Regions from separate parts of the Homo sapiens genome. Here regions 1 and 2 are each linked to region 3. A link is an interaction called in ENCODE POLR2A ChIA-PET data of the cell type or tissue named here. Cell type or tissue: GM12878. All regions are shown on one strand. Links, peaks and the distances in the headings refer to the core of each region. The heading gives the core; the rest is flanking DNA. Region 1 overlaps RERE (arginine-glutamic acid dipeptide repeats). Region 2 overlaps ERRFI1-DT (ERRFI1 divergent transcript). Region 3 has its middle 41 kb from the start of LINC01714.

The links. ChIA-PET counts read pairs that join two places held together with the same protein. Peaks named below come from ENCODE experiments on the same cell type or tissue, not always from the same donor. Only the 100,000 strongest peaks of a DNase experiment are listed, where the experiment ranks them.
Region 1: POLR2A ChIA-PET joins it to region 3 with 5 read pairs; 2 of 35 experiments call an interaction of 5 or more read pairs at or near these places.
Region 2: POLR2A ChIA-PET joins it to region 3 with 8 read pairs; 14 of 35 experiments call an interaction of 5 or more read pairs at or near these places.

Annotation. Positions count from the first base shown.
Region 1 is chr1:8,363,885-8,374,767 of GRCh38, reverse strand. It overlaps RERE (arginine-glutamic acid dipeptide repeats), which reads left to right. Exons shown (of 23, transcript NM_001042681.2): 13 at 8,794-8,956; 14 at 9,930-10,022; 15 at 10,513-10,712. Among named protein-coding and RNA genes, the nearest start is that of SLC45A1, 51 kb to the right of the region's middle. RefSeq lists enhancers at 405-1,097, 4,219-5,207, 6,811-7,311, 9,137-10,107 and silencers at 965-1,259, 7,259-7,428. In GM12878, for the core only: no CTCF peak of the experiment used is centred there; no DNase peak of the experiment used is centred there.
Region 2 is chr1:8,107,398-8,118,280 of GRCh38, reverse strand. The region is part of intron 2 of ERRFI1-DT (ERRFI1 divergent transcript); the gene reads right to left. Among named protein-coding and RNA genes, the nearest start is that of ERRFI1-DT, 86 kb to the right of the region's middle. RefSeq lists an enhancer at 2,187-2,687. In GM12878, for the core only: no CTCF peak of the experiment used is centred there; no DNase peak of the experiment used is centred there.
Region 3 is chr1:8,162,376-8,173,258 of GRCh38, reverse strand. No RefSeq gene overlaps it. Among named protein-coding and RNA genes, the nearest start is that of LINC01714, 41 kb to the left of the region's middle. RefSeq lists enhancers at 1-203, 5,637-6,310, 7,256-7,550. In GM12878, for the core only: no CTCF peak of the experiment used is centred there; DNase peaks (open chromatin) are centred at 3,338, 3,638 and 5,868; H3K27ac peaks cover 2,982 bases.

The DNA of each region.
Region 1 (10,883 bases), core at 3,335-8,334, 200 kb before region 3:
TAGAAAGGAATATGGTAGAAAAGTCTTCCGGTAACACAGAGAAAGTCTCAGAAGAAGTAGTCAAGCAGCTGGGCCTTTGTTCCTTAGGCCCTGAGGAACCTTTGACCGTTTGGAGAAGAAGTGGCAAGGTACTAGCGGGGCTTTGGGAAGACTCACCTGGTCTGTGTGCAGCATGGGAGGGCCGGCCCAGGGAAGAGCTGTGGCAGGACCTCAGGTCCAGACGTCTGAGTGGAGGTGTGGGGCCAGGGTGGGATTAGCAAATGGCTGAGTTCATCCACCAGAACAACACAGAGCTTAGGAAATCTCATTACAGTGTTCAGTGTTGGCAGAAATCTTGAGCTATTGCAGTTCCTTTGCACTGTACAAATGGAGTGGTAAATGTAGTGGTAAAAAAAAAATTTTTTTTAACTGATTTTTTAAAATGTTATAAAAAGGTGCCTGGGTAAGGAACATCTTCATGAGTGTCTTAGACTGGCCCCACCTATTTACAAGTTAAAGCCACAAGACCTTCACGTACTTCCCTCCTTTCCCTTTGCCTTTCCCCAGAAGAGGATCTGGAGGTGGCACCGAGGGACTGCCTTGCCTGGAGGCAGCTGCCTCCTCACTGTGGGCTTCCTCGTGGGTGGCGGTTTAGATCAGAGCCCTTCGGCCTCTTGAACGTAGGAGGCTGAGATTTCAGAATTCCACTTCTCTGCGTGTGCCTTCAAGCAGATCATCATTCTCCCTGCTGCACTCAGAGACCACAGAGGTGATATTTAACGATTAGCAGCAGAGCCCGCTGACAGTGCCAGGCTCCTTTAGGGATTAGAGGATTCGGTTGGTTAACAAAAGAAGGAGCCCAGGAGAACAGTGCTTTAATTACCAGAGTTGTTACTGGAAGACAACCGGTTGCCTCCTGGAAAAAGATCTGTAGAAGGTGGCTGCTCCTGAATATCGCTGCTGGTTCTGCCCAGTGCCCGGCTTCTCACCTCAGATGTTCTGAACAGTTGTCAGATCCAGCCCTTGAATCGTTGGGGAGGGAAAGGAAAGAATGACTCGCATAGGATTCCATGCCAGGAAATGTTCCTGACTGCACTCGGCAGCAGCGTTGGAGCACTCCAGTTAGGGCAGCTCTTCAGGGGACAGCGTCGCATGCAGACTTCCTGGGACCGGCTCTCAGGGCCACAGCTCTTTCCTCATGGCCTGGGTCACTCTCTGGGCCCGGGTTTAGGAAGCAGCTCTACACCATGCTTCTTTCTCCCTCTCTGCCCTACATAATTTGAGGCCTTGTTTTTTATTATTTGTTGCTTGCTGGGATTTCTCCCTGAAAAAACATACCTTAAAAAAAAGTTTTAGATCTCTCCACTTCAGTAAGGAAGGGGTGGATTTCTTCATCCCCTTTACGTGGACCACCAAAGAAGGAGCCAGATGCTCACTGTGGGGCATTTTTTCAAACAAAAGTTTAAGCAGGGGAACAACATTCTGACTCTAATTGCACATTAGCACCGAGAGTTAAGGCATTGTGTAGAGATTATTTAGCTGCTCCTTCTGTATTCATGTTAAAATATTTGTTTAGCCATAGGAACAGATAATCTTGTGTCTTAAAGAATTAAAATGATTTCTTCTAAATGCTTACTTCTAAGACTCTGCGATGGGGTCAGGTGCGTACAAGGATGTGCACTCAGCAGCCCTGCCCCTGTTGGCTCCTGTCCCATCACGTAACTACAGTCTGCTCAGCTGACAGTGGTAGGTGGGCTTCGAAGACCTGTGAAATAGCTTCGGAAAGAAATTGTGTTTATAATCCTGTTATCCATGAGAAGCTTCCAGGCCTGCCTCCTCATCCCCCTTCTCTCCGACTGCCCCCTCCTTTTTAGTGGGCGATGCATGGCCCAGAAAGGGTGCCCATTGGAAACTTCGTTTGTGAAAAAGAAAGGAGCTGCAGCTGACCCTCACTAGTGGCACAAGGCCAGAGCCTGGGCATATGTGACGTTGCAGGGATCTGGTTTAGATGCCTGCCTGCCTGTATCTCCCCTCTGTCTGCATGGGCAAGGAGGCAGGAAACTGGTGTTCCAGGGCCTTCCTTAACATAGCCGTAAGGCCAGCAGTCCTCATCATTCTTTGCTGTTGGTCGTAAAACTGTGTTGTGACAGTGGAAGATTCTCACTGTTCTCTGTGAACTGAATCGAAAGGGGGTGCGCATACGGTTATTTACAAAGGACTGAGTCCTTCTTTGGCTTAATTTAAAACACACACACACACACACACACACACACACACACACGACCTGATGGTAGGTGGCAGGCTGCAGACACCCTGGATACCGTGTGTGGGAGTCTCCAGACCTCATCTTCTATTGCACTCCCTCCCCTTCCTCAGGGGAGTGTCCAGACTTCTTGGGTGATGTGGTAATAATGATATAATTACCAAAAAAAGTGGGACTCAATCTTGGGTGTACCCTTATGCTTCTAATATGGGACAGCAGAAACCATTGATTTAACCTTCTCCTGCCTCCATGTCAGCTTCTCAGAGGATCCTGTCTGAGCAGTTCATGCTGGGCTCGGGCAGAAGAGAAGCTGGGCCCCATACTGTTTGAAACAGGCATGCTTGCTACGAGTGAGCCTTTTATAGTCAAAATGCTTCCAGTGCCTTCTTCTTCAACAATCTCTTCTACTCTTTCACTCCCCCATGCCCCTAAAGAGAGAGAAGACATGTGGCTTATCACAGGACAGGTTACAGGTTCTCTTCCCGTAGCATTCCACTGCCTGTGGGAAATTAAATAGCAGTTGTGTTGGTGGATAGTGTTTAGTTTACCAAATGCGCACAGGTAAGTTGGCCTGTTGGAAAGCCTGGGAGGAGACCCTGCTCACATCTGTGCACACATGCACATACACAGGGGCACCCACTTGGCCCCTGGGTCGGGTTGCCTATCACTTACCCAAGATAAAGCAGAACTGGGCCTGGCCAGAACAGCAGAACCAGTATTAATACCTGAAATGGGTACAGGCAGCCTCTAGGAGGTAGGCAGCCCCGGCCCCTGTTGCTCCAGCCCAGATTGCCCAGGCGGCGGAGGGAGCTCTTAAAGACCTGTGCTGATGTCTTACGTTGTGTCTGTGTGAACTTGATAGACTTGCAGCCTAACCCTGGAGGGGGCAGAAATAAAGTGGTGGCTGAGGAGGAGAAAGTGGCCTGAGCCCAGCAGGCCCCTGGATGGCAGGAGCGGCTGCCGCTGAGCTGTCCCTCCGCTAGGCCCAGAGTCAGCTGACTCTGCATCCTTAGCTTTTTCCTTCTCTCCTAAGGCCCTTCACCCAGATTGCCTGGTGCCAAGCAGCTTACTACTTCTTCCCTCTCTCTTCCATGTGTGGCACTCCCTTCCCCTTGTTTTTCTTTTTGTGGGAAATTAAAGGAACCTAATGGTGCTTATTTTCCTAACTCCATCTTAGTGTATAGCCTGGAAAGACACCTCTGCTGGGAAGAGACTCCTAAGTCCAGGAGCCAAGCTCCTGTCATTGCCAAAGGCTTTTTGCATATGACCTGTGGGAAAAATTTAGCCCCCCCACCGCCAAAAGAAAAAGGAAAGGAGAGAGAATCTGCTAAATATAGCCCAATGGATTTGAGCACTTCTCTTGGCAAGAGCTGCAGCCGGGAACACTGTCAGTTGGAGATGACTTCGCCCTCTTCCTTTCCCATTTCTGCCCAGGCACTAAACCAGTTGAGTTCCTCATGCTGTGTGCAATTATAGCACCGAGACATAAGATATGTTGACTGTGAGACCTTGTTGTGAGATGAGGTGAGAGCATCAGGAGCAAAATGATCATTATAGGCCATTCATGTCGACAACATTTTATACCTCTGTGTTTGCTTGCAGGCAAAATCAGGAGCTAATTTGCAAGGCTGCCTTTGTGGAGCTGCCTTTTGATTAATGATTGCCTGTGTTAATGTTTCAGTAAGCTATTGATTTCTGCAACAGCTTTTGTTCCCTGAATTTATGTGCAGCGGGTCTCTGCAGCACACACTATGCATGTTTGATTAAAGTTCAATTGACTTCATTCCTGGCGAGGCCTCTAGCTGCTTCACTCCCTATTTGTAGAACCAGAGCTTTCCCCGACATGTTCTTTTGTTTGTGCTCAAGACCTTGCCACCCATGCAGTCACCAATATGCCATTTCCGATCCTAGACTCGCTTCATTCCAGTGTTGAATCCCTTGATAGGCATAACAGTGGTTGAGAGGCAGCTAATAAAACCCGGCCTGGATTTGTTGTTGTTTTTCTTCAGCTTTATTGACGTAACCTGCCATATATGGTATGAATACCGTAAAAATGCACCCACTTTAAGTACACAGTTTCATGAGTTTTGACCACTGTATACATTTGTGTCAGTGACACCACATTCAACTTACAGAGCATTTTCATCACCCTGGAGTGCTTACCTGAGTTCTTTTAGTTTCTTGTCCCCCACCCTCCAGGCTCTCGGCAACCGCTAGTTTGGTTTTTGTGATCTCTGGGAAGGACTCACGCAGCACCCACCGTCCCTGTCTGCCTGCTTTCATGCAGCATGGTGTTGCTGCATGTGTCGGTGGTCTGTGCCTTTTAATTGCCAAGTTGTAGTCCAGTGAATGTGGGGATACCATTATTTGTTTATCCATTCTCCTGCTTGTGGGCATTTAGGTTGTTTCCAGTTTGGACTGTTAAGAATAGTTTCTGGCTGGGCACGGTGGCTCACACCTGTAATCCCAGCACTTTGGGAGGCCGAGGCAGGCAAATAACGAGGTCAGGAGATCGAGACCATCCTGGCAAACACAGTGAAACCCCGTCTCTACTAAAAATACAAAAAAAATTAGCCGGGCTGGTGGCGGGCTCCTGTAGTCCCAGCTACTCGGGAGGCCGAGGCAGGAGAATGGCGTGAACCCGGGAGGCGGAGCTTGCAGTGAGCCGAGATCGTGCCACTGCACTCCAGCCTGGGAGACAGAGCAAGACTCCGTCTCAAAAAAATATATATATATAGAATAGTTTCTATGAATGTATCCGTGAAAGTCTGTGTGTGAGAATTTTTTTTTTCTTTTGGGTAAATAAGAGAAGAATTGCTGGGTTGTTTGGTAGATATCGTGGTTTGAGCATTCTGTATTTCCACCAGCAGTGGATGACAGTTCTGGTCACCCTGTCACCTTCCTGAATTGTAAGTTTACCGTTCTTACCACCTGTGACTTCACTGCTGTGGAGGACAGTCCTTCCTGCCTGGTCATTTTCTTTTCTTCTTTTTTTTTTTTTTTTTTTTTTTTTTTTTAGTAAAAGGCGAAAGATTTATTCGATTTGAAGAGAAACCAGTTGCCTGGTCATTTTCATCCTTGGCACTCAGATGGTGAAATCTGTTCTGGACTACTTCTTCTTTAAGTGTCAACAAAAAGTTGATGTTGATTTCAATGTTAGATTTCTTTCTTTTGGGTCTTGATTTTTTTCACTTGTTGGCAGAGATCAGTGAAGCCAGGAGCAAAGGTTTGAAAGTTAAGCCTTTTTTCTGTCTGGCATGGGGCAGTTTCTTACCTCACTGAACTCTGGCTTCTTGTTTTTAAGTGTTCTTTTATTTTTTTTAAAGAGATGGCCTCTCGCCCTGTCCCCCAGGCTGGAGTGCGGTGGCACATTTGTAGCTCACTGCAGCCTCAGCCTCCTGGGCTCAAGTGATCCTCTTGTCTCAGCTTCCTGAATAGCTGGTATTATTACAGGCACACACCAGCACACTGGGCTAATTTTTTAAACTTTTTTGTAGAGATTGGGCCTGTAGGGCCCAGGCTTGTCTTAAGCTCCTGGCCTCAAGCAATCCTCCTGCCTTGATCTCCCAAGTAGCTGGGACTGCCGGTGCACACCACCATGCCCAGATAATTTTTTTTTTTTTTGAGGTGGGGGACTAAATCTCACTATGTTGCCCAGGCTGGTCTTGAACTCCTGGCCTCAAGTGATCCTCCTGCCTCAGCCTCCCAAAGTACTGGTATTACAGGCGTAAACTGCTGCGCCTGGCTTCTTCCCTTAACCTGGGATCTGCAGGTTACTATCTTTTAAAGCCATTTCAAAACATATATATTTGATAAATAGAAATAATTGATTATAACTGTGTGTAGCAATATTGCATTATAGACAAATGCTATTTAGAAAAGTCAGGTTGCTGCTTTTTAACAGCCTTCAGGTAAGACTTGAAGGCATGGCAGAGGCTCAGGTACCACCTTCTCACTCGATTTTTCTCTCCCGTTTTTGGTCCCTTTTGTCTCGTATAGCTTTGCATTTCTTCTTACATCCCAAGCTTTTTTTTTTTTTTTTCTTTTTCTTTGAGACAGAGTCTCACTCTGTCGCCCAGGCTGGAGTGCAGTGGCACGATCTCGGCTCACTGCAAGCTCCGCTTCCCGGGTTCACGCCATTCTCCTGTCTCAGACTCCCGAGTAGCTGGAAATACAGGCATCTGCCACCAGGCCCAGCTAATTTTTTGTATTTTTTTTAGTAGAGACAGGGTTTCACCATGTTAGCCAGGATGGTCTCAATCTCCTGACCTCAGGTGATCCGCCTGCCTCAGCCTCCCAAAGTGCTAGGATTACAGGCGTGAGCCACCGCACCTGGCCACATCCCAAGCTTTTATCATTCAGTAGCCCCTAAAATGACTTGGACTGAGGAAGTAGAAGGAACCACTGTGAGTTTTTTCTCATTCTTCTTTCAAGCTCTGGAATTTGAGCTGTGACTTATCACAGCACCAGTTGCCCTTTTGAGCTCATGAAGCATGACCTTGGACAGAGCATTTGGAGTGTGACTGCTCCCTGCCTTGATTTCTCTTCCATATTTTCTCAGAGGAAAACCAGACACAAGTCAGCGTTTATGTCAGCAGTGATCTTGTAACCCCCTAGTGGGATTTACGAATCTTTTCCGTCTAGCCAACACCCAAGGATCAGTATAGATAAATGCATTTCCAAGTCTGGAAAGCAGGAAGTGAAAAGAGCTAGGAGGTTCACAGATCATGACCTTAGGGGCCAGGATGCTCATGCCCGCTGGGACAGTTGTAGCTCGCATTCCTAGACTAGCATGGGGGAGAGGAGCCAGTCAGAAATTCCAATGGCAGTATCTGCATTTCTCCTTATCATTCAGTTACCATCTCATGGAACCGAGGGGTGGGCACATGCACATACGTGTAGGGACATGAGTGTGCTTGTCCCGAGATGGCTCCCTGGCCCTGCTGGCCTGGGGTTATGCTTCATCTGCTAGGTATTGGTGATCAGGAGTAATTTGTTAAGTGTTAAGTGCTTGGGGAGGTTGAGACACGTCCAGTGCTCCAGGAGATACATGTGATGGGCTTTATAGGCCAGTCAGCCCTCCTTCAAGGCATTCCAGCCCTCCTTTAGGGACCGCAGCCGTGGTCCCACTTCTTACAAAAATGCCCAGGCATAAGATGCAGCTGTGGGCAGTCAAGTACTCAAGGCACGGCATCCCCTGCCTTGCGGAAGCCACCCCACCACCTAAAATCTGCCCACCTCTCTTGTCACTGTGTTCTGAGGCCATTTCCTCTGGGGGTGTTTTGGATGAAATCTGGTCTGATGGGTGAGTTTGTCATGTGGCAGCTACATGTCTTTGTTTGGTTTGTCTATTTTAGTCCTTCCAACACTAGTCTTTCCATCCCCCTCTCTCACTTTCCCCTCTCTCTTTTTGCCTCCTCCATTCACAAGACAGTGTTTGATGAGACAAAGTGAGGGTGCAGGTACCTCCAAGACAACTCCCAGCATCTAGTCGCCAAGCTAATAGACTTTCTACAGTGTTGATTTAATTAGAGGGAAACCAAGTGATCTGTGCTCTCTCACTTGGCTGTGTTTGTTTTTTGGGTTTTTTTTTTTTGTTTTTTTTTTTTGTTTTTTTTTTTCAGTTCTAGGTAAAGAGACTTTATCTTGGGATGTTTAAGAAATCGTCTTTTGTGTGTAGGGTGAGATGGCAGCCTGCAGCGCCCTGAGGGCTGGGGGTGCCCAAAGTGCCCTTTCTTTAAAAAGCTTACATTTGCTATATTTCCAAAAAGGTATCTTGCTTTTGTTTCTGCTGGGCCATGAAAAGAAGCCTGACCTTGTGGTGTGTGATATTTCACCTTTGCATCAGCACCACTGTGTGTCTGTCCTCTTGTAGTCTTTCTTTGCCAAGCCCAGTCCTTGCCTCTGGACGTCGTGCCGGCATGTCAGATGTGGGCCTTCAGATGGAGCCAGGTGGAGGCTGTGGAGCAGTTTCCTGAGCATGCGGTCTCTGTTCTTCCCCACCTTCTGTTTGGCCCTGGTTCCTCACCACCTGGGCAGTTTGCTTTGGTTGGTTGGTTGTTTCTGGGGGAGTCTAACTGGCCGGGCATTTCCTTCTCACACCTGTGTGATTTCACTGGCATTACTGTAAAGAAAGCATCGTTGTGTTCACACACATGCACAGACTCACGTGCACACACAGCTAGAATGTAAGCTCCTCGTGGGCAGGAATCTTCTCTCCTTTTCGTCCATTGTGGATGATGTGTACCTCCCATGTGTACAACAGCGGTGGGGTCTGACATAGCAGACACCCAACAAGTACTTGTTCTTGGTGTCTGGAAGTCAAGCTGTGCTGGGCTGAGGAGGCGGGCCCCATTCATGCAGTCCACGGGCAGCTCAGTGGCTGTTTCTTGGGCAAGCCCAGTTCCTCTCCCAACTCCAGGAGCGACTGGTCTTTATTCTCATCTCTGGCACAGCTGTTAAACACCCAGCTTTCCACTGTGGCAGAGAGGGTGCGTGGGGCACGGAAAAGCCCCAGGCCCTCCCCCACAGTCAGCCCTTCTCTTCTGCAGGGGGAGCTGATCACCTTCTATTACTATTGGAAGAAGACCCCCGAAGCAGCCAGCTCCCGAGCCCATCGTAGGCACCGCAGGCAGGCCGTGTTCAGGAGGATTAAGACTCGCACCGCGTCCACACCCGTCAACACACCCTCCAGACCCCCGTCCAGTGAATTCTGTGAGTAGGGGTCTTGGCATCACAGTGGGCGGAGGGGAGACTGTTCACGGGCAGCCTGTCCCACTCTGGGCCCGTAGGAGCTGATGGCTCCGGGAAGCATGAGGGGGTGTGCACCCGTGCTCCAGTGCATGTGTGAAGCCTGACCTAAACATAGACCGATGGTGGGGGCGGGGAGCAGGACAAGGATTCAGGAGGGAGACTTTAAAACATTATTTGTACATTTAAATATTTCTCATAAACTCAACATCATCTTAGGTTTTTACAAAAAATACACGTCTTGGCCTGGGATGTTTTTGGCCTTGTCCTGGGAAGGTTTTCCATTTGACAGATGATGTACTTGATGTCCTGCTTGAATTCTCATTGCACTTTTGGTTGTAAGAAGATCAGATTAACACTTTCTTCTTTTTCCTCCTGCTTCACCAAGATCCTCTTTTTGGTCCCAGTATGATGTACAATCTAATGATGCTGGAGCCCACACCTTCTCACCCCTAAAAAACTGGGGTGTAGCAAAAGTGCCTTATAGCTCTGTCCTGGCCCGGGACGCTGAACCTGAGGGGCGCCGGTGTTGCGCATGCAGGCGACTAGAAATCACCTAGCAGGACGGGTTGGGGGCGCTCGGTGAAGTTGGAATTTCTCAGGATTGCCTGGGCGTATTAGGGAGGGAGGCAGCATGGACGCGCTTGTCCCAGTTCAGACTCACCCGTTACGGGCATCAGTGGCAGGGCAGGCCCTTGGGTATGGCGCCTCACACACAGGCCCTCTGTCCTGGTGACTGACACTGAGGAGCTCGAAGTGGTCCTTTGCAGACACTGTCCTACCTCAGCCTGTGCACCCAGCCGCTCTGACTGGTGGCCAGAACCTGCAGTAGGCCAGAGGTCACAGGTGTTCCCCCCTCCCCCCCACCCCACCGGCCCAGCCTTGGCTGAGCATGATGGTGTCTCCCCCACCCCCACTATGTGCCTGCCACGCCCAGTGGACCTAAGTTCAGCCAGTGAAGATGACTTCGACAGTGAGGACAGTGAGCAGGAGCTGAAGGGGTACGCCTGCCGCCACTGCTTCACCACCAGTAAGTGGCCTCGTCACGCTCCTGGGGCGGGGCGGGGGCACAAGCACTTCCATGTTCTGAACATTTCATGCATCCAGCTGGAAACCTGCCAGGGACAGTACTTGATTTGACATTTGCATTGTGCTTCGGGATTCGAGAAAGTTAGAAATGTTTAGTTTACTTTACTCCTCTGCTTGGCAGTCGGTATGGAATACTGACTGGTAGGCAGGACAGATTGAGTGGGATTGGGGGGTTGACACTGTAGTTCCCAGGAGCTTGCTGCCAGCTTTTCCTGGGCACCCCAAGTTGAAGTGGGCAGCAGATGCCCCTGAAACCCTCTCCTGGCCTTGGGGGAGCAGGGCAGCACTAGCCCTGGGGTGTTGGGGCCCAGGGCTGCATGGTGCTGGTGGCATCAGGTTTGGGTAGAGCCCACAGAAGGGCCCCTCTGCCCAGACATCCCCAGGGAGAGGGATGGTTTCCAAGGTTGGCCCCCACCACTTCCCTCACACAGCCTCCAAAGATTGGCACCACGGAGGCCGGGAGAACATCCTGCTTTGCACCGACTGTCGCATCCACTTCAAGAAATACGGTGAGCTCCCGCCCATTGAGAAGCCCGTGGACCCGCCACCGTTTATGTTCAAACCCGTCAAGGAAGAGGATGATGGGCTCAGTGGGAAGCATAGCATGAGGACACGGCGGAGTCGGGGCTCGGTGAGTCCCCTGGGGCCATGGGGCTCCTGGCAACTTCTTCAGTTTCCTGGGATGTGTGGGGGCTTGAGCCTCCCAGGGGGAGGAAGCGAAAGTCTTGTTTACCAGACAAAGTCCTGGAGGGGAGCTGCTTTGCCCGAGGCGGTAGCTTGCCTGTGGGCTGGGAAGAGTTCT
Region 2 (10,883 bases), core at 2,767-7,766, 55 kb after region 3:
AAAATCTCAAGGAAGAACTCATTGGTGAACTTTGGGTCCCACAGACCCTACACCAGGTCCTAGAACTGGTCCCTTCAGGAGAACAGAGCGGCAGAGGGGGGAGATTTATCAGAGTAATGGCAGAGAGAGAGGCTGACAAAAAGCATGAGACCCTCAGAGGCAACCAGGCCCTCATAAATGCTCCATGAGTCAGGTGTCTAGGAATGCAAAAGATGCAGCCAGGCGGGTGGCTCATGCCTGTAATCCCAGCACTTTGGGAGGCTGAGGCAGGTGGATCACAAGGTCAGGAGATCAAGACCATCCTGGCCAACATGGTGCAAACCTGTCTCTACTAAAAATTCAAAAAATTAGCCGGGCATGGTGGCGGGTGCCTGTAGTCCCAGCTACTCAGGAGGCTGAGGTTGGAGAATCGCTTGAACCCGGCAGGTGGAGGTTGCAGTGAGCCGAGATCGCGCCACTGCACTCCAGCCTGGGTGACAGAGCAAGACTCCGTCTCAGAAAAAAAAAAAAAAAAAAAAAAAAGATGCTGCAGGCTGGACATCACGGCCACGGTCGGTAACGTACATAAGGCTTGCCTTGAGACAGAGCTTGTTGTGAAAACCCATCTGTTCATTGATCTCAGAGGGGGATCCTGGGATGTAAAGGTTTCTTCATCCAGCAGCCAGGAGTGCTTCTGCTGGCTGCCCCTGCTGCATCAGGCAACAGTCTCGTCCCCCCCGGGAATGAGTTTAAAGAGGCAGGGCCATGCCGGGAAGGAAGCAGCTAACCCGGTCCTCGGGGAATGATTTCATTCTGGGGATTGATGAAAACAAACAAGTGTCTCTTTCAAACTGCTGTGCTGCGGTGGACTTTACAAAATTTCCACCATCTAAATCAGTTACAAAGTTGGGTGAACTATATATTTATTTATTTATTTATTTATTTATTTATTTTGCGTGTGTGTCACTCCGTGGAGTGACTTCCTCACACTTGCAAGTTCATTTCTAGTCCATCAGCTCTGTCTAGAAGTTCTAAAAAAGATCTTTTTAATAAATTCTGCTAAACATTGCAGAGGAATGGTTTGTTTTCGTTTGTCGTGAACTGTACAGGCCCACCTCCAGGCCTCTGGGGAACCATATGAGGCATTTTCCAAAGTTATTTCCAGAATAAACAAGGCTTGAGAGGCCAGCCTCGCTCAACCACGGCCCACAGCTTCACTTCTCTGCTCCAGGCGGGAGGAGAAACCCCTGACCTTCTGTAAATATTTCAACACAAGCAGTTCTCTGCGGGATTAGAATTTGTGTTTTTGAGTCAACTCTAAAACAGACCCAGAAAAGGCACCTTTCTGATTGTTCTATTGATATTGAAAAGTTTCAACTTTATGGTTTTTATGGCTGTTCAAGGAATTTCACATTCCAAGACCCTGGGGCAGAAAGGGCACAAAAGGAGAGTCTAAATGATTAGATGGTAGGGCCTGTTTTTACTCAGCCATGAACAAGGAAGGTCCCAGAAAAACTCTACGTGATTGAGAAATACTTTTGGCCACCAGCGCAACCTGCTAATTGGGAACACCCAATGCCCTTAATATGAAGCCTAAAAAATGAGATGGTGTCATCATCCAGGTTGTGGGGCGTGGAGGGGCCTTGGTGAGCTCAAAAGAGCACATCTGCCCGAAAAGACAGCCCTGCCCAGCGCCAGACACCTGGTGCCAATGCACACTGTCACGACACCATCTGACTTTTTAAAAGAGAAACAAGGAATCTCTAAGTTTTTGTTTTTTGAGACAGAATCTTGACTCTGGCACCCAGGCTGGAGTGCAGTGGCGCGATCTTGGCTCACTGCAACCTCTGCCTCCCACAGGTGATTCTCGTGCCTCACCTCCTGAGACTACAGATGTGCGCCACCACGCCTGGCGAATTTTTTGTATTTTTAGTAGAGACGGGGTTTCGCCATGTTGGCCAGGCTGGTCTTGAAATCCTGGCCTCAAGTGATCCGCCTGCCTCAGCCTCCCAAAGTGTGGGATTATAGGCATGAGCCACTTCACCCGCCCTCTAAGTTTTTAATATCGTAAACTAAAATTTAAGAGGTTAAGCGCCAACAACTCTGACCCCTCAAAGTTCTGGTCTTCCCATAATGACTTCTTGAATTTTTTTTCTGAAATCTCAAACATTCTTCTGATCCTGCCTTGGTGTGACACACGTGTCATCTGTATCGTCCCACATGTGGCCGGCCATGGCATGCACAGAGGCACCAGTGGGGAACCGACTCTCCAAAGAGACTCAGGCCTTGGGACTCACAGGCAGGCGCGTCTGGCATCCAGTGTTACATTCTGTGGTGTCATTGCCTTCTGTGATTCCAAAGCGTGCAGCGGTGTCCTGCTGAAAGTTACTGCCTGGTCAGAGCTCACCCCGAGAGGGATGGGAGGGAAAGGTCTGGGAAGCAGCAGAGGTAGCCTGCAGGAATCCAGGAGGTGAAGTCTGGAATCAGAGCACAAGGGCTGGCTCACATGGATTTGCAGACAAGGAAGTGGCCCTGGGGAGAACAGCCTAGAAGTGAATAGAGCTTCCTGCAGCCAGGCAGGTAGGCGCGAGGATGACTGCAATCCCATCATCAAGGAAAGTGTGACATCACAGCCAGCAAGCTCTGAACACTGGGGCTACTGAAAAAAATTAAGACACATAGACTGTGTCAGGCCCAGAGGCCAACTGAGCCAGCCTATTCACTGTCAGGCCGGGAGGCCGGCTGAGCCGGCTCTATTCACTATCAGGTCCCATTCACTGTCTCTGTTTCCCATATTCCTTGCTACTCCCAACCTTGTTTCCCCTGGTGGTGTCCACACTCAAGCTCTGCAATGATTTACCCATGCTGATGAGTGAAGAAATGCAACCCAAAGCCTCTTCGGTGCCCAATAATGGCCTAAGATGTTCACATCATATACTAGTTCTGTGCTGTTTGAATTTTTTTTTTTTTTTGAGGCAGGGTCTCACTCTGTTGCCCAGGCTGGAGTGCAGCGGCGTGTGCATAGCTCATTGCAGCCTCAAACTCCTAGGCTCAAGCTATCTTTGCGCCTTCGCCTCTTGAGTAGCTGAAATTACAAGGGCTCACCACCATGCCCAGCTAATGTTTAAATTTTTTATAGAGATGGGGTCTTGCTGTGCTGCCCTGGGCTCACACAATCTACCTGCCTTGGTCTCCCAAGGTGCTGGGACTACAGGTGTGAGCCACTGCACCCAGCCTTGATTTTTTAATTAACTAGTAGACTTTATTATTTTTTTAATAGTTTTAGGTGTACAGGAAAAGCAGAGCCAAAAGTACAGAATTCCCATATGCCCCAACTCAGTTCCCCTGTTATTAACACTTTGCATGAGTGTGGCATGTTCGTTACAATTGCTGAGCCAATCAGCACTATTAAGTAAAGTCCACAGTTCACATTAGTTTCATTCTTGGTGTTATATGTTCTATGAATTTGGACAAATGCATATTGACATAAATCCACTGATTATAGTATCATACAGAGTGTCTTCACTGCCCTAAAAATACTCTGTGGTCTATATGTGCTCTTTTTTTTTTTTTTTTTTGGAGACAAGAGTCTCGCTGTGTTGCCCAGGCTGGAGTGCAGTAGCATGATCTCATCTGGGCTCACTGCAACCTCCAACTCCTAGGTTCAAGCGATTCTCCTGCCTCAGCCTCCTGAGTAGCTGGGATCACAGGCATGTGCCACCATGCCTGGCCAATGCCTGTATTTTTAGAAGAGACAGCGTTTTGCCATATTGGCCAGGCTGGTCTCAAACCCCTGACCTCAGGTGATCCACCCATCTCGGCCTCCCAAAGTGCTAGGATCACAGGCGTGAGCCACCGTGCCCGGCTACATGCGCTTTTTATTTGGTAACTTATTCAATTTTTAAATTATTTTTTAAATATTTCCCCCCAAAAGTCAGTGTAGAGTCATCTTAAAATACACACACACACAACTGTAATCTCAGTGTGCTTGGCAGAAATCTAAGATGTAACCCGCCCCACCAAATTTCCAGGCCCCTGATATACACATACCGTCTTCCAGTTATCCAACCAAACGTGAATCTAGGTACTGCTGTGAAAAGGAGCTGCAATGTAATTAAGGTCCCAAATCAGTTGACATGAAAATAGAGAAAATACTCAGTGGGCCTGACCTAGTGACATGAGCCCTTTCAAGGCAGACAGTTTTCTCCAGATGGTCACAGAACAGGCAGTCGGGGCGGCACGGGAGGATTCTGTGCACCCCTGCTGGCCTGAACGGGCCGCGTGGTAGGGATGTGGGCGGCTTCTGGGTGCTGAGAACAGTCCCCAGCTGACAGGCAGCAAGGAAAGGGGACCTCAGTCTTGTAATACAAAGGACTGAATTTTGCCAACAAGAATGAGCCCAGAAGTGGATTTTCCTCAGCAAACGAACGCAGGAACAGAAAACAAAACACCACATGTTCTCACTTATAAGTGGGAGCTGAATGCTGAGAATACATGGGCACATGGAGGGGAACAACACACACGGGGCCCTGCGGGGATAGGGGGAGGGGGAGCGTCAGGAAGAATAGCTAATGGATCCTGGGCTTAATAACTAGGTGATGGGATGATCTGTGCAAAACCACCATGGCACACATTGCCCTATGGAACAAACCTGCACATCCTGCACATGTACCCCTGAACTTAAAATAAATTGAAGATTAAAAAAAAACAAAAAAAGTGCATTTTCCTCTACAGCCTTGAGACAAGAACTCAACCTGGTCAATACCTTGATGTCCTGAGGCTTATGATATCCTGAGAAGAAAATCCAGCCACACCAGGACAGGCCTCTGACCCACACAACTGTGAGCTCATGAATGGGTGTTGTTTTCACAGCTCAGTCAGTGCTGTTTTGTTACAGAGCAACAGGAAACGAATACTCCCTCCACGCAGATCTTTTTCTAGAGCAATTAATTATGCATACGGTGAGTGTGTATATTTTCCTTTTACATAATGGAATCCTCTTGTATATAACTATATTATAACCGGCACATTAAAAATTCGGTTTGCTAAATTCAAAACAAAACAGAAACAATTCTTGGGATTTTGATTGGAATGACATTGAATCTGTAGCTTAGCGGGAGGAGAATTGATGTATTTTGGAGGTTATGTCTTCAAAAACATGATCTAATTCTCCATGTATTTAGGTCTTTATGTCTGGCAAGCGTATTGCATAATGTTTTCCATGAAGGTCTCGCTCGTTTCTGATGTGTTTATTCCTAAGTACTATTGCAAATGGCATCGTTTGTTGTTGTTGTTTTGGAGACAGGGTCTCGCTCTGTCGCCCAGCCTGGAGTGCAGTGGTGTGATCACAACTCACTGCAGCCTCTACCACCTGGGCTCAAGCGATCCTCCGACCACAGCCTCCCAAGTAGCTGGGAGCACAGGCATGTGCCATCAAGCCTGGCTAATTTTTAGTATTATTATTTGTAGAGATGGGATCTCACTATGTTGCCCAGGCTGGTCTTGAACTCCTGGGCTCAAGCAATCCTCCCACCTCGGCCTCCCAAAGTGCTGGGATTACAGGAGTGAGCTTGTAATGATGCCATCACGTCTGCTGGCATCATTTTTATTATCTATTTTTCAGTGTTGTTAGTGTGATGATATTATAGAAATGTAATTGATCTTTGCATTTTGATTTTGTATGCAGTAACTTAGCTAAAACACTTTATTAATCCGTCTGTATATTCCTTAGGATTTTCTAAGAAGTCAATCAAATACATCTCTGAATGATTTCTGTTTTATTTCTTTCCAATTCTGTAATTTTCTTCCTTGTCTTGCTGATCTGACAAGCATCTCCATTACTATGTGAACTCAAACTGACAAGACTTGATGTCTTGGAGTTTTTCCTCATTTTCAAGAGAATGTTTGTTTTTTTTGTTTTGTTTTTGTTTTTTCAGACAGAGTCTCACTCTGTCACCCAGGTTGGAGTGCAGTGGCACGATCTCACTGCAAGCTCCGCCTCCCGGGTTGACGCCATTCTCCTGCCTCAGCCTCCCGAGTAGCTGGGACTACAGGAACCCGCCACCACGCCTGGCTAATTTTTTGTATTTTTAGTAGAGACGGGGTTTCACCATGTTAGCCAGGTTGGGTCTTGATCTCCTGACCTCGTGATCTGCCCACCTCGGCCTCACAGAGTGCTGGCATTACAGGCGTGAGCCACTGTGCCTGGCCGAGAGAGAATGTTTTTAACGTTTTACCATAAAGTTTGAGGTTTGCTGTAGTTTTGTTTGTTTTTAAAAATGGTCTTCATTACGTGAAGGATATTCTCTTCTACTTATAGTCGATTAAGTTTTTTAAATTATGGATGAATGTTAAATTTTATAATTTGCTTTTCTACATTGATTAAGACAATCACATGGTTTTTCTCCTTTAATCGACTACTGGTACAGATTACAATCGATTTTCCTGGAATAAACTTTATCTTTCTCATATAGGCATACTATGGAGATATTTTGGGTTGCATTCCAGACCACCTCAATAAAGCAAATATTAAAGTGAGTCACACTAGTTTTTTGGTTTCTCAGTGTATATAAAAGTTTTATTTAAACTATACTGTAGTCTATAAGTGTGCAATAGCATTATGTCTAAAAAATGTACATACCTTAATTAAAAATAAGGCCAGGCATGGTGGCTCACACCTGTAATCCCAGCACTTTGGGATGCCGAGGCGGGTGGATCACCTGAGGTCAGGAGTTCAAGACCAGCCTGGCCAACATGGTGAAATTCCATCTCTACTAAAAATACAAAAATTAGCCGAGTGTGGTACTCAAGCCTGTAGTCCCAGCTACTTGGGAGGTTGAAGCAGGAGGATTGCTTGAATCCGGGAGGCAGAAGGTGCAGTGAGCCAAGATCATGCCACTGCACTCCAGCCTGGGCGATAGAGTGAGACTCCATCTCAAATAATAATAATAATAATTTATTGCTAAAAAACACTAACAGTCATCTGAGCCTTCAGTGAGTCACAATCTTTTTGTTGGCAGAGGGTCTTGCCTCTATGTTGATGGCTGCTGGCTGATCACCATGGTGGTTGCTGAAGGTTGGCATGGCTGTGGCAATTTCTCAAAATGACAATGAAGTTTTTTGCATTGATTAGGACTCTTCCTTTCACGAAAGATTTCTTCGTAGTGTGTGATGCTATATGATAGCATTTTACCCACAGAACTTCTTTCAAAATTGGAGTCAATCCTTTCAAACCTGCTGCTGTTTTATCAGCTAAGTTTAAATAATATTCTAAATCCTCTGTTGTCATTTCAACAGTATTCACAGTATCTTCACCAGAAGTAAATTCCATCTCAAGAAACCACTTTCTTTGCTCATCCACAAGAAGCAACTCTTCATCATTCAAGTTTGATCATGAGATTGTAGCAGTTCAGCCACATCTTCAGGCTCCGCTTCTAATTCGAGTTCTCTTGCTATTTCCACCACATCTGCAGTTACTTCCTCCACTGAAGCCTTGAATGCCTCAAAGTCATTCCAAGGGTTGGAATCCACTTCTTTCAAACTCCTGTTAATGTGGATATTTTGACCTCCTCCCATGAATCACAAACATTTTTAATGGCATCTAGAATGGTAAATATTTTCCAGAAGGTTTTCAATTTACTTTGCCCAGATCCATCAGAGGAATCACTATCTATGTGCAGCCATAGCCTTACAAAACGAATTTCTTACGTAATAAGATTTGAAAGTCAAAATTACTGTATCCATGGGCTGCAGAATGAATGTTGTGTTAGCAAGCATGAAAACAGCATTCATTTCCTTGTACATCTCCAGCAGAGCTCTTGAGTAACCAGGTACATTGTCAATGAGCAGTAATATTGTGAAAGGAATCTTTTTCTCCTGAATAGTAGGTCTCAACAGTGAGCTTAAAATATTTGGTAAGCCATGCTGTAAACAGATGTGTTGTCATCCAAGCTTTGTTGTTTCATTTATAAAGCACAGGCAGAGTAGATTTAGCTTAAGGCTTAAGGGCCATGGGATTTTTGGAATGGCCAAGGAGCACAGACTTCAATCTAAAGTCAACAGCTGTATTCGCTCCTAACAAGAGTTGGCCTGTCCTTTGAAGCTTTGAAGCCAGGTATCGACTTCTCCTCTCTGTCTATGAAAATCCTGGATGACATCGTCTTCCGATAGAAGGCTGTTTCATCTACACTGAAAATCTGTTGTTCAGTGGAGCCACCTTTATCAAGGATCTTAGCTGGATCTTCTGGATAACCTGCGGCAGCTTCCCCATCAGCACTTGCTGCCTCACCTTTGGCTTTTATGCTATGGAGATGGCTTCATTCCTTAGACCTCATGAACCAGCCTCTGCTGGCTTCGAATGTTTCCTCTGCAGCTTTCTCATCTCTCTCAGACTTCACAGGATTGAAAAGAGTTAGGCCGGGCATGGTGGCTCACGCCTGTAATCCCAGCCCTTTGGGAAGCCGAGGTGGGTGGATCACCTGAGGTCAGGGATTCGAGACCAGCCTGGCCAACATGGTGAAACCCCATCTCTACTAAAAATACAAAAATTAGCTGGGTGTGGTGGGGCGCCCCTGTAATCCCAGCTACTCGGGAGGCTGAGAGAGGAGAATCGTGTGAACCCGGAAGGCAGAGGTTGCAGTGAGCCGAGATCACACCACTGCACTCCAGCTTGGGCGACAGAGCAAGCCTCTCTCTCAAAAGAAAAAAAAAAGAGTTAGGGCCCTGCTCTGGATTAGGCATCGGTTTAAGGGAGTGTTGTGCCTGGTTTGATCTTCTATCCAGACCACTAGAACTTTCTCCATATCAGCAATAAGGCTGTTTTGCTTTCTTATCATTCATGTGTTCACTGGAGCGGCACTTGGAATTTCCTTCAGGAGACTTTCCTTTGCACTCACAGTTTGGCTAACTGTTTGGCAGAAGAGACTCAGCTTTTGACCTGTCTCAGCTTTCAATATGCATTCCTCACTAAGCATAATCACTTTCAGCACTTGATCTAAAATATTAGGTTGGTTTGGTGCAAAGGTAATTGCGGGTTTTGCCATTGAAAGTAATAGCAAAACCGGCAACTACCTTTGCACCAACATAGAGATATGCAACTCTTCCTATCACTTGAACACTTAGAATTCATTGTAGGGTTATTAATTGGCATAATTTCAATATTCTTGTGTCTCAGGGAATAGGGGGCCCAAGGAGAGGGAAAGAGACGGGAGGGATGGCCGATCAGTGGAGCAGTCAGAACATTTACCGATCAAGTTTGCGGTCTTATGTGGGCACAGTTCATGATGCCCCAAAACAATCACAACAGCAACATCAAGGACCATTGATCACAGATCACCATAACAGATACAATACATATTAAAAAGTTTGAAGTAGTGTGAGAATTAGCAAAGTGTGACACAGAGACATGAAGTGAGCACACCCCGTTGGAAAATGGTACCAAGAGACATGCTCAACGCAGGGTTGCCACAAAACTTTAATTTGTAGAAAGTATAGCATCAGTGAAGTGCAAGAGAGTGAACCACAATAAAACAGGGTGGGCCTGCACCTTCCTTGATTCTGCTGGCAAATATGTTGCTTAGGATTTTTACAGCTATGTTCGTGAGTGAAATTGATCAGGAATTCTCCTTTCTTGTACCATTCTTGCCTGCTTTTTTAGTTTTGTGCTTATACAAATTGATTTGGGTCTCAATTCATTAGGGAGTCTTTTCTTCATTCCTGTGACTTGGAAGAGTGTGCGATACTGAGATTATTACTTCTTTGAACAGTTGGTAAACTTACCTGTAGAAATACCTGGGCTCGATAGTTCCTTGAGGAGAGATTTTATTGTCTGTTTCAATTTCTTTGTTATTTTTTTTAGAAACAGGGTCTTGCTCAGTTGCCCAGGTTGGATTGCAGTGGCACAATCACAGCTCACTGCAGCCTCGACCTCCCAGACTCAGGTGATCCTCCCACCTCAACCTCCTGAATAGCTGGGATTATAGGCACGTGCTACCGCCCCTGGCTAATTTTCGTATTTTTCGTAGAGATGGGCTTTCGCCATATTGTCCAGGTTGGTCTTGAACTCCTGGACTCAAGTGATCCTCCTTGGCCTCCCAAAGTGCAGGGATTACAGGCATGAGGCAAGGCACATGGCCTGTTTCAATTTCTTTAATGGGTTTAGAACCAGGCAGGTTTACTATTTCTTCCTGAGTCACTGTTGATAAGGTATCTTGCTCTGGTAACTTATCAGTGGATAGTCTTAAAGATGTTTACAGGGTCCTCTTATCATTTGGAGCTCTGCTGGGCCTGTATTTATGGGTCCTATTTCAGGCTTGACTTGGTCCTTCTCTCTTCTGGCCTTGATCAGTTTTGCTGAAGTGAGTGTTTCTTTTTTTGGTCTTTTCGAAGAACCCATTTTTCCTTATGAATCCTTTCTATTTCTTTGTTATCGATTTCACTGATTTCTGTTTTTATTTTGAGTATTCCCTTGTTTTTACTTTCTTCACATTCATTCCGAAGTCCTTAATCCAATTTGTTACACTGAATGCTTGGCTCACTAATTAACAGCAGCAGTTCCTTTCTAATATAAAGAAACATTTACGGCTAAAATTTTTACTCTAATTATTGCTTTAGCAAGATTCTTCCAGTTCTAATGTGTAATTATTTTTCTCATTCACTCTCAAATACTTCCTTGTTTCTATAATGATATTTTATTTTATATTACATTATTTAGAAACTTTTAAATTTCTAAAAGTATGGGGAATTTTAGGTACAATTTTGTTTTGTTTTGTTTTGTTTTTTGAGTCGGAGTATCTCTGTTGCCCAGGCTGGAGTGCAGTGGTGCGATCTCGGCTCACTGCAACCTCTGCCTTCCAGGTTCAAGCGATTCTCCTGCCTCAGCCTCCCGAGTAGCTGGGATTACAGGC
Region 3 (10,883 bases), core at 2,906-7,905:
TGCAGGGAGCTGAGATCACGCCATTGCACTCCAGCCTGGGCAACAGACCGAGACTCCATCTCAAAAAAAAAAAAGATTCACTACAATTAGGATTTGCAGTTGGTTGGTTAACTAAAAATTTTGGTTAAAGTAAGCAATCATAAAAACTAAAAGGCTGGTCAGGCCCAGTGGCTCATGCCTGTAATCCTAGCACTATGGGAGGCCAAGGTGGGCAGATTGCCTAAGCTCAGGAGTTTGAAACCAGCCTGGGCAATATGGGAACACCCCATCTCTACAAAAAAACACACAAAAATTGGCTGGGCGTGGTGGTTGCATGCCTGTAGTTCCAGCTACTTTTGGGGGCTGATTCAGGAGAATCTCTTGAGCCCAGGAGGTGGAGGTTGCAGTGATCTGAGATTGTGCCACTGCACTACTGCCTGAGTGACAAAGTGAGACCTGTCTCAAAAAAAAAAAAAAAAAAAAAAAGTAAAAAAAGTGGTGGTGCTCGCCTGTAATCCCAGCATTTAGGAAGGCTGAGGTGGGAGGATCACTTGAGCCCAGGAGTTCAAGGCTGCAGTGAGCTGTGATTGGGCCATTGTGCTCCAGCCTGAGCAACAGAGCTCAACCCTGTCTCAAAATAAATAAATAAATAATAAATTTTTAAAAGTAAAAAGTGAAAGATACAGCCCTGGACATTTGATCGTAACTTCAAGCGTATCAGTGTCTTCATCCAGCATTTGCCTGGATACACAGCCAAGCAAAGCTTTTTCTTCACACCTGGGTCTGCTCACCTGGAGGGGAGTGCTTTCAGCATAGATCCTTAATGCTGCGTCGTCTGTAGGGTCCGCAATGATTCTACACTAGATCTTCGACAGGCCTTTTCTTGTTATCTGGCTCCTGCAGACCTCCCGACACCCGCCTCTTGCTACCCCTACTCCAGAGACATTGACTTTCCCTCCAGAAACATGCCAGGCTCATTTCATTTCCGCCTCAGGCCCTTTGCACAAGCTGTTGCCCCTGCCTAGAAGGCTCTATCTTACATCTTTATGTGGCTGGATTCTTCTGTCATTCGGATCATACTTTGAGCGACGGAGAGATACCTCTGCCTTTCGTCTAAAGTAACTGTACCCTGCAAGATCTAGCTATTTGCCAGTCTGCCTTTCATCTCTAGAATGTAGTGGAGCAGGAACTGAAAGGGTCTTGTTTGCTGCTCCGGCATCCAGAGCAGAGCATGTATTGGGTGCTCAATAAATATCAGCAAATGATGAACAAATGTTGAGAGGAGAGAGGGATAAAGATGTTTGAGAATGGCTCATCGCATGTGATACGCCATGTGATCTGCCTATATTTGTCATCAAAGCCTTTGAGTCAGAGTTGTGCTTCTTTTAGGTGTATCACTGTGCAAAAATCAAGTTTTATCCAAGTTACATTTTATTTAGAATTTTTGTAATCTAGAAAGCTACTGATCTCCATAGATGTTGGAGTGCAAACAGTTTCTCCAAATTCTTATGATCTGCACTTGAGATTAATTAGGATTCTTTTGTTTACCTGCTGGGAAGCCCAAGATTATATGAATTTCTTTTAAAATTTTAAAATTATTTTTTACAGAGACTGGGTCTCCCTATGTGGTCCAGGCTGGTCTCAAACTCCTGGGCTCAAGCGATCCCCCTGCCTCAGCCTCCCAAAGTGCTGGGATTACAGGTGTGTGCCACCGTGCCTGGCCTTATGTAAATTCTAAAAACCTAAATATCCTTCTTTACAGATTCCTAAGCCATTGATCCCCAGCTGTCCCACCTCTCTAGGGTTTCTCCTGCAGCTTTCTTGCCCTCTTCACCTTCCATGTCCAGGAGCCTCAAGTTTGCCACCATTACAGGAGTCTTTAAAAACGTAGATATCGGCCGCAGTGGCTCACACCGGTAATCCCAGCACTTTGGGAAGCCGAGGCGGGTGGATCACCCGAGGTCAAGAGTTTGAGACCAGCCTGGGCCGGGTGTGGTGGTTCACACCTGTAATCCCAGCACTTTGGGAGGCCGTGGTGGATGGATCATGAGGTCAGGAGATCGAGACCATCCTGGCTAACACAGTGAAACTCCGTCTCTACTAAATATACAAAAAAAATTAGCAGGGCATGGTGGCAGTTGCCTGTAGTCCCAGCTACTCGGGAGGCTGAGGCAGGAGAATGGCGTGAACCTGGGAGGCGGAGCTTGCAGTGAGCCAAGATCACACCACTGCACTCCAGCCTGGGCAACAGAGCAAGACTCTGTCTCAAAAAAAAAAAAAGAGTTTGAGACCAGCCTGGCCAACATGGTGAAACCCTGTCTCTACTAAAAATACAAAAATTAGCTGGGCGTGGTGTTGGTCACCTGTAATCCCAGCTACTCGGGAGGCTGAGGCAGGAGAATCACGTGAACCTGGGAGGCAGAGGTTGCAGTGAACCATTGCACTCCAGCCTGGGCTACAGAGCAAGACTCCAACTCAAAAAAACAGCTCAATTCTGGACAGCCCCATGCCCATGCCCACCTGCACGACAGAGCACTCTCAATGGCCAGGCACTATCCTGGGGCCTTCACCTGCCCTTGCCATGTTGTCACAATTCTACAGGTGAGCATGTGGAGGCTGACTTCAGCACAGTGTCTGTCACTGGTAGACTGTGGGGCAGGGATTTGGGATTAAGCTTCTTGAGTCCCAACCGGATGCCCCTTGACCATCACTTTATGCTGCCATTACCGGGGAGGTTCAAGCGAGGACAGTGCTGAGTGTCCGAGAGTGTCCAAGCTCCTGACCCGCTCCTGCAGTGGGAAGCCCTGGTTGGGCCCCAGTGTCTCCTGACAGCTACCCTCTGGGCCTCCTGGCCTGCCTGGATCCCGCTTCTTAGAACAAAGGTGAGACTGGCCACCTGCTTGTTTGTACTCGGGACAAACTGTGTACACGGCCTGGTCCATAAAACCCCCTGAGCTCCCTGCTGTTTACCTGTCCTGTCTCCCCAGGAGGCTAATGGGAGGCGAGCTGGTCTCTGTCCTGGAGCTGCCCCTGCCCTGGCCATGCCCTGGCCGCATTTCTGGATCAATGGCCACTGACCAGAGGCCTGACTGTGCCACTGACCTACACGTTGGTGCCACTTCCCTGAGGGGCTCATATGTGGACGTTTCATGGAAGGGATAGCCCCTCCACTTTTTTGATGAAGTTGAATTTAAACAGGATGAAACTTTGGCCCTTGTCACTTTTTTTTTTTTTTTTAATGTTTTTAATTAAATTGCCTGGGTCACTGACACCCTGGAGAGACTAGGAAATGCAGCGTTGCAGTTTGTTAATGATACACCATCTGTTTGTTCGCACTGTGTGGTCACGTGATCTTTGCTCTGCAGAACATCCTGTCTCACTGGCCTAAACCAGTTTACGGCTGAAATGCTTAGGATGAATGCCAGAAAATCTCTCTCTTTTTCTTTGTCTCTCTCTCTCTTCCCTCTCCTTTTTCCCTCCCTCTCCCTTTCTTTCCCTTACCCATTTTAAGATCGGCTATTAACCCCAAACTTGTTGGCAGAATTTGTATTAACTATTTATGACACTTCATCACCCGGTTCCATTGCAGTATTGTAGCCTGACTTCTGAGCCAGTAAGGTGGCCATAGCTCAGACAAATGGGGGAAATTTCAGGGTCGGGGTGGGGAAAGCCCATGACAGCTGGCCTTTGAGGGCAGCATCACCCAGCCACAGCTCAAGGGGAAGCGTGGACCCCCCAGGGCAGTGGAGGGTGAAACCAGGGAGCCCCTTCTGACCCATCACCAATGGTCTCATTGTGACTCATTTTCTTTACCCCTACAATTCATGATCATTGACTCATCTCACATGATAATTAGATTAAATCCATGAAGAGTGCTGCATCCTAGGTATTTTGTTGTTGCTGTTGTTGCGGCCCAGGCTGGAGTGCAGTGGCGCGATCTTGGCTAGCTGCAAACTTCACCTCCCAGGTTCAAGTGATGCTCCTGCCCTAGCCTCCTGAGTAGCTAGTATTACAGACACCTGCTACCATGTCCAGCTAATTTTTGTATTTTTAGTAGAGGTGGGGTTTTACCATGTTGGCCAGGCTGGTGTCAAACTCTTGACCTCAAGTGATCCCCCTGCCTCGGCCTCCCAAAGTGCTGGGATTACAGGCATGAGCCACCATGCCCGGCCCATCCTAGGTTTTTCTTGTTTTTTATTTTTTTGAGACGGAGTTTTACTCTTATTGGCCGGGCTGGAGTGCAGTGGTGTGATCTTGGCTCACTGCAACCTCTGCCTCCCAGGTTCAAGTGATTCTCCCCACTCAGCCTCCCAAATAGCTGGGATTACAGGCATGTGCCACCACACCCGGCTCATTTTTGTTTTTGTTTTTGTTTGAGATGGAGTCTCACTCTGTTGCCCAGGGTGGAGTACAGTGGGGCCATCTCGGCTCACTGCAACCTCCGCCTCCCAGATTGAAGCAATTCTCCTGCCTCAGCCTCCCAAGTAGCTGGGATTACAGGCGTGCACCACCATATCCAGCTAATTTTTAGTAGAGACGGGGTTTCACCATGTTGGTCAGGCTGGTCTCAAACTCCTGAGCTCTTGATCCGCCCGCCTTGGCCTCCCAAAGTGCTGGGATTACAGGCGTGAGCCACTGTGCCCGGTATAATTTTTGTATTTTTAGTAGAGACAGGGTTTCTCCACGTTGGTCAGGCTGGTCTTGAGCTCCTGACCTCGTGATCTGCCTGCCTCGGCCTCCCAAAATGCTGGGATTACAGGCATGAGCCACTGCGCCCAGCCCATCCTAGGTATTTTTAAGAGCTGTAAGTTTTATTCGTTTTCAAGAAAACTGGGCCTCAAAAGGAAAAATAACAGAGGCCCAGATGCTGACCCTCTGGTGGAAAATGCCATGGCTCGTTGAACCCCTTTCTCACAATGGAAACTGGAATCCATGTGGCAGAAGATGGATGGCTGCGAAAGATGATTTAGACAATGTTCAGGAGTCCAGCAGCTCCAAGGTATTGCAGTGCCCACAGACACTCACGGTGTAGCTTGACTCTGCTACACCTCAGTCATGTCCTCAGTCATTCCTTCATGAATAAGGTGACCAGTCACCACAGGAAGGGCATGTCCTGTGAGTGGCCTTCTGAAGGGACAGGATGTGACTGGAGCCACAGAGGAGGTTGTGGTTGGGGTACAAGGAGATGGCTCAGCCACCAAGCTGGGGATGCTCACACACGCAGGGTCTCAGCATGGCAGGCAGGGGCTGCTGTCAACAGGGTCCCCATCTGCATGCAGCCCCGGTCTCTTCCAATGACTAGAAGCTCCCAGGGCTGTCCTGTTCTTCCCTTCTGTCAGATTTCACTTTCTGGTTGTAATTTGGGAAGGGCTTGTCCACACATTATCTGATTCTGTCTTTTTTTTTTTTTAGACAGAGTCTCGCTGTGTCACCCAGGCTGGAGTGCAGTGGTACCATCGGGGTTCACTGCAGCCTCCACCTCCCAGGTTCAAGTGATTCTCCCGCCTCAGCCTCCTGAGTATCTGGGACTACAGGTGTCTGCCACCACGCCCAGCTAATTTTTGTATTTTTAGTAGAGACGAGCTTTCACCATGTTGGCCAGGCTGGTCTCAAACGCCTGGCCTCAGGCAATCCACCCACCTCGGCCTCCCAAAGTGCTGAGATTACAGGCGTGAGCCACCACTCACATCCGATTTCATCACTTACTTGAGACCCTGATAAAGTTTAAGGTGTGTGTGTGTGTGTGTGTGTGTGTGTGTGTGTGTGTGCTTACAACAGTAGAGACTTTTTTTTTTTTTTTAGGGGAACTGGCCCATATGGATGACTCATCTCTAGGTGTTTCACACTCTAAGCTTATGAAATGCTTCTCCAATCAGCTAAGAACCAATGGCCCAGAACTTTATCAACTTCTGATAGGAGTTTGCAGCCCACAAAACCCAGCTCAGCACACTCCCTGCAGAGAAAACATCTGCACCTGGGCTTCTTGGCCCAGAAAAAGGTGATGTAGCCACTTCAGAGTAAAGTGTAGCCATTGTTCCTCCTCCCCCTCTGTCATCGTCAGGATGGACCGCCTGCTGGGGGCCCTTACTGGGATATTGTTTCTCTGATTTATCTTTTAGCTTCAAGTAAAATAGCAATAAGCGATGCTAATCACAAGCATTTTCCTGAAATTCAGTCCATGCCTTAATGCTGAAACCACGCTGGTAAATTAACTCGCACTGGCACTAAAATGATTCATGTCATTACTTCTAAAGAGTGAGACAATGAAAGTTACCAAAAACAGTGTGATCTCCAGCAATAAAGGGATGTGGGGTGCTTTTTTATTTTATATATATAAATAATGATTTAAATAGAGATGGGGTTTCACCATTTTCCCAGGCTTGTCTCAAACTCCTGGACTCAAGTAATCCACCCTCCTCAGTCTCCCAGAGTGTTGGGATTACAGTCATAAGCCACAACGCCCAGGCGTGGAGTGCTTTTCAATCTCTAGTCCAGCTTCATGGGTGAGCACTTGGACGTGCATAAGATAGACAGGGTGACACCGTCACCCCCTTCTCAAAGGTGGCTCTTTGGACAAGAACATAATTCCCTCTGAGAAGCCTTGGCCATTGCTACACTGGAGTCCTGCCAAAAACACACCAGCTGTCTTTTTCCTTTTCTCTCACTTGGGCACCAGAATTGGATCATCGTGTGATCCAAAAAGAGCAGGGATATGTTACTGCTGGATTCACTTCAAAGAAACATAAGACACAGAGCGAGAAATCCAGATTCACCCAAGAACTATAATAAAATGCTCAATAATGGAATATCTCCCTGGAGAGGGAGATTGAGTAATGGTTACTCTTGAAGCAGTTTTACCCCTGGAAGAAAAGCTGAGTGGGATCGTGGTCTTTGCAAGTAACCATCTCAGTTGAAGTCTTCCAGGGGGTGGCAGGTACCTGACTCTAATTGTTTCTGGCCCCCACCCTTCCTCCACCCTGTGCCTACCCCGTCCCCTCATCCTCAGGTCCTGGGTCAGCCCCACCCCCTGCAGCAGCCACTCCAGATCCTGTGCTGAGTGAACTCCCATAGAACTGTCGGTTAGACAAGCTAGATCAGGCATGGGCCCACACAACCTTCAAGCTCTACACGGTCTGTCCAGTATGATCCAGAAGGTTCTCATGGGCAGAGTCATCCAGGCAGAGGGAGGCTCTATCTGTCATACACTCCTACAGCCACTGCAGCATGGGGAAGAAACAGGACAAAACGCACGCTGGCTCTTAGAGCTTTGTATTCGTCTGTTCTCATGCTGCTATTAACAAAATGCCCGAGACTGGGTAATTTATAGAGGACAGAGGTTTAATTGACTCACAGTTCCACATGGCTGGGGAGGCCTCAGGAAACTTACAATCATGGTGGAAGCTGAAGGGGAAGCAGGCAACTTCTCCACAAGGTGGCAGGAGGGAGAAAAGCGTGGGGGGCGGGGGAGGGGAACTGCCATCATAAAACCATCAGATCTCGTGAGAACTCCCTCACTACCATGAGAACAGCATGGGGGACACAGCCCCCACGATCCAATCACCTCCCACCAGGTCCCTCCCCTGACACCTGGGGATTACGATTCGAGATGAGATTTGGGTGGGGATACAGAGCCAAATCATAGCAAGCTTCCACCCAAGTGACAGACGTCACTTGCACTCAGATTGCATTGGTCAAAGTAAGTCAAATGGCCACCCCAACCATAAAGGGGATGGGGGAGTACGATTCTATGAAAACTTAGAAAGAGAAGAGCCCCAGCTGGGCACAGTGGCTCATGCCTGTAATCCCCAGCAGGCTTTGAGAGGCCGAGGCAGGAGGATCACTCGAGGGGAGGAGTTCAAGACCAGCCTGGGCAACAAAGCGAGACCTCGTCTCTACAAAATAAAAAAATTAGCTGGGAGGCCGAGGCAGGCAGATCACATGGTCAGGAGATCGAGACCATCCTGGCTAACATGGTGAAACCCCGTCTCTACTAAAAATAAAAAAAATTAGCCAGGGGTGGTGGCACATGCCTGTAGTCCCAGCTACTCGGGAGGCTGAGGCAGGAGAATCGCTAGAACCCGGGAGGTGGAGGTTGCAGTGAGCCGAGATCGAGCCACTGCACTCCAGCCTGGGTGACACAGCAAGACTCCATCTCAAAAAAAAAAAAAAAAATTGAGCTGCATGGGGTGGCACATGGCTGTAGTCTTACCTTTCTATTCAGTAGGCTGAAGTACGAGAATCACTTGAGCCCAGGGGTTTGAGGCTGCCCTGAGCCACGATTGTACCATTGTACTTGAGCCTGGGTGGCAGAGCAAGACACTGCCAAAAAAAAGAAAAAAAAAAGGGCCATGACAATTTGTTAAAGAATTCTGATGACTACGACAGGGTCCATGCCATCACACGCGGTGCTGTCAGTTTAGGAACGACAGCACCCAAACGTCATCACCAGGGAGGGAGCTCTCCAGGCTGGAGGAAGACGGGGCCTGCTTGGCCAGCCGGGTGGTTGAATGGACGCTGGATTCAAAGGAATGGCTGACAAAAAGTAGAAACAATCCAAATGTCTATGAACTGATGAATACATAGACAAAGTGTAGCATATCTGTACAATGGAATATCACTCAACAAGAAAACGCAATGCTGACACATGCTATCACATGGATGAACATTGAAACATTACGCTGAGTGAAATTAGTCAGTCACAAAACAGTACATATTGCCGGGCGTGGTGGCTCACCCCTGTAATCCCAGCACTTTGGGAGGCTGACGCAGGCGGATCACGAGGTCAGGAGATTGAGACCTTCCTGGCTAACACAGTGAAACCCCGTCTCTACTAAAAAAAATACAAAAAAATTAGCCGGGCGTGGTGGCGGGTGCCAGTAGTCCCAGCTACTCGGGAGGCTGAGGCAGGAGAATGGCATAAACCCAGAAGGCAGAACTTGCGGTGAGCCAAGATCGCGCCATGCACTCCAGCCTGGGTGACAGAGCGAGACTCTGTCTCAAAAAAAAAAAAAAAAAAGACTACATATTATATAATTCCATTTATACCACATGTCCAGAGTATGCAGATCTACAGAGGCAGAAAATAGGTTAGCGGTTGCATAAAGCTAGTGTGGTGGGTGGGGGGTGAGGTTATAGAGAGTCACTGTTAAAGGATACCGGGGTTTCTCTTGGGGATAATAAAAATCTAAACTTTTTGTTATGACAGTTGCGCAACTCTGTGAACATGCTGAAGGCCACCGAGTTTTGTGCTTTAAATGGTGAAGTTTCTGGTGCGTGAATGATATCTCAAAGATGTTTAGAAGTCAATTAACTTAAAGTTATCACCAATCGTAAAAGGAGAAATTGCTTGTGATCATCTTCTCTAATTACCAATTTCCATGTTCTCTATAATATATATGGGCCATGAATTGAAAGATTATTCCAACTTTTTCTTGAAAAACCAAAGAAAATGCAGAGTTTGTGCAGAGGTAATATGTCGGTAAGAAGATAGATTAGCATCCGCTGAGTGGAAAGCAATTAGGTATATATATCAATAATCCGAAATGTTAATGCAACTTTGTGTCTATTATATTTTAAATTCCCTACAATGTAAATATGCTGTTTCTTACAATGACAAAAGTAAACATTTTCAAATGGGAAAAAAATCAGAGGGCCGGCTAAGGCTGCAGCAGCCTGTTAAGTTCCACGGAGTGACTTCTTTCTCACTCACAATTGTGCCTCCGGTGCCTGGCACAGTGTTGGGCACAAGTACGTGCTCGAATAATGATAATAATGATAATAAGCAATAAAGATAATAATAAATAATGATAATAAATGCTGCTCGAATAATGACTCTGCAGCTTCCCACAGTCTTGTGATATAAGTTGTGTGCCTCTAACTTACTGCAACTTCCACCTCCCGGGTTCAAGTGATTCTCCTGCCTCAGCCTCCCAAGTAGCTGGGATATATATGGAGGGTGGCTGCTGGTGGGTACAGCATTTCCTTCTGGGGTGATGAAATGTTCTGCAATTAGATAGTGATGATGGTTGCACAGCTCCATGAATACACTAAAAGCCACTAAATTACACACTTCAAAAGCAAACAAAATAGAGTAAAAGTGTGGACCGGGCATGGTGGCTCACGCTTATAATCTCAGCACTTTGGGAAGCCAAGGCAGGAGAATCACTTGACCCAGGAGTTTGAGACCAGCCTGGGCAATATGGCAAAATCCCGTCTCTACAAAAAACACCAAAAAAAAAAAATTAGCTAGGTGTCATGGCATTTGCCTGTAGTCCCAGCTACCTGGGAGGCTGAGGTGGGAGGATCTCTTGAGGTTGAAGCTTAGTGAGCTATGATTGCACCACTGCACTCCAGCCTGGGCAGCAAGCAAGACCCTGTCTCAAAAAAAAAAGTGAGAATTCTATGACATATGAATTATATCTCAATTTTTTAACTCTTTGGGTTTTTTTTTTTTTCTTAAGCAGGCCGAGACCCATAGTTGCAAGCCCTGGGTTAATGAAAGGAGCCCCAAGAGGGAAGGTACCACAGGGATTCCTCGGTCTTGGAGGTCATGCTAAAGGGCTTGGACTTGGTCCTCCAGGCAATGGGGAGGGGACATCAAAGGTCTAAGCAGGAAGAAAAAAAAAGGATACATTTCCAATAAAATGTTACTGTTTATGTTAAAAAGAATTGATAATAAAGAGTGCTCCCTATTTTATGATTATTTTAAAAAGGTCTCTGCATGGAAGAAACGTCATCACAAATGCTTTTATGGAAGGCTGGAGGCAGGAAAAACAGCCAGGTGGCTGTCGTAATATCACAGGAGGGACAGGAAAGCTTGGACTTGGGCACCAGTGGAGGGAGGGACAGGGGAAGGTCCTGGTGCTGTTCAGGTGGAAGAATCAGTAAACTAGGTGACCCATTAG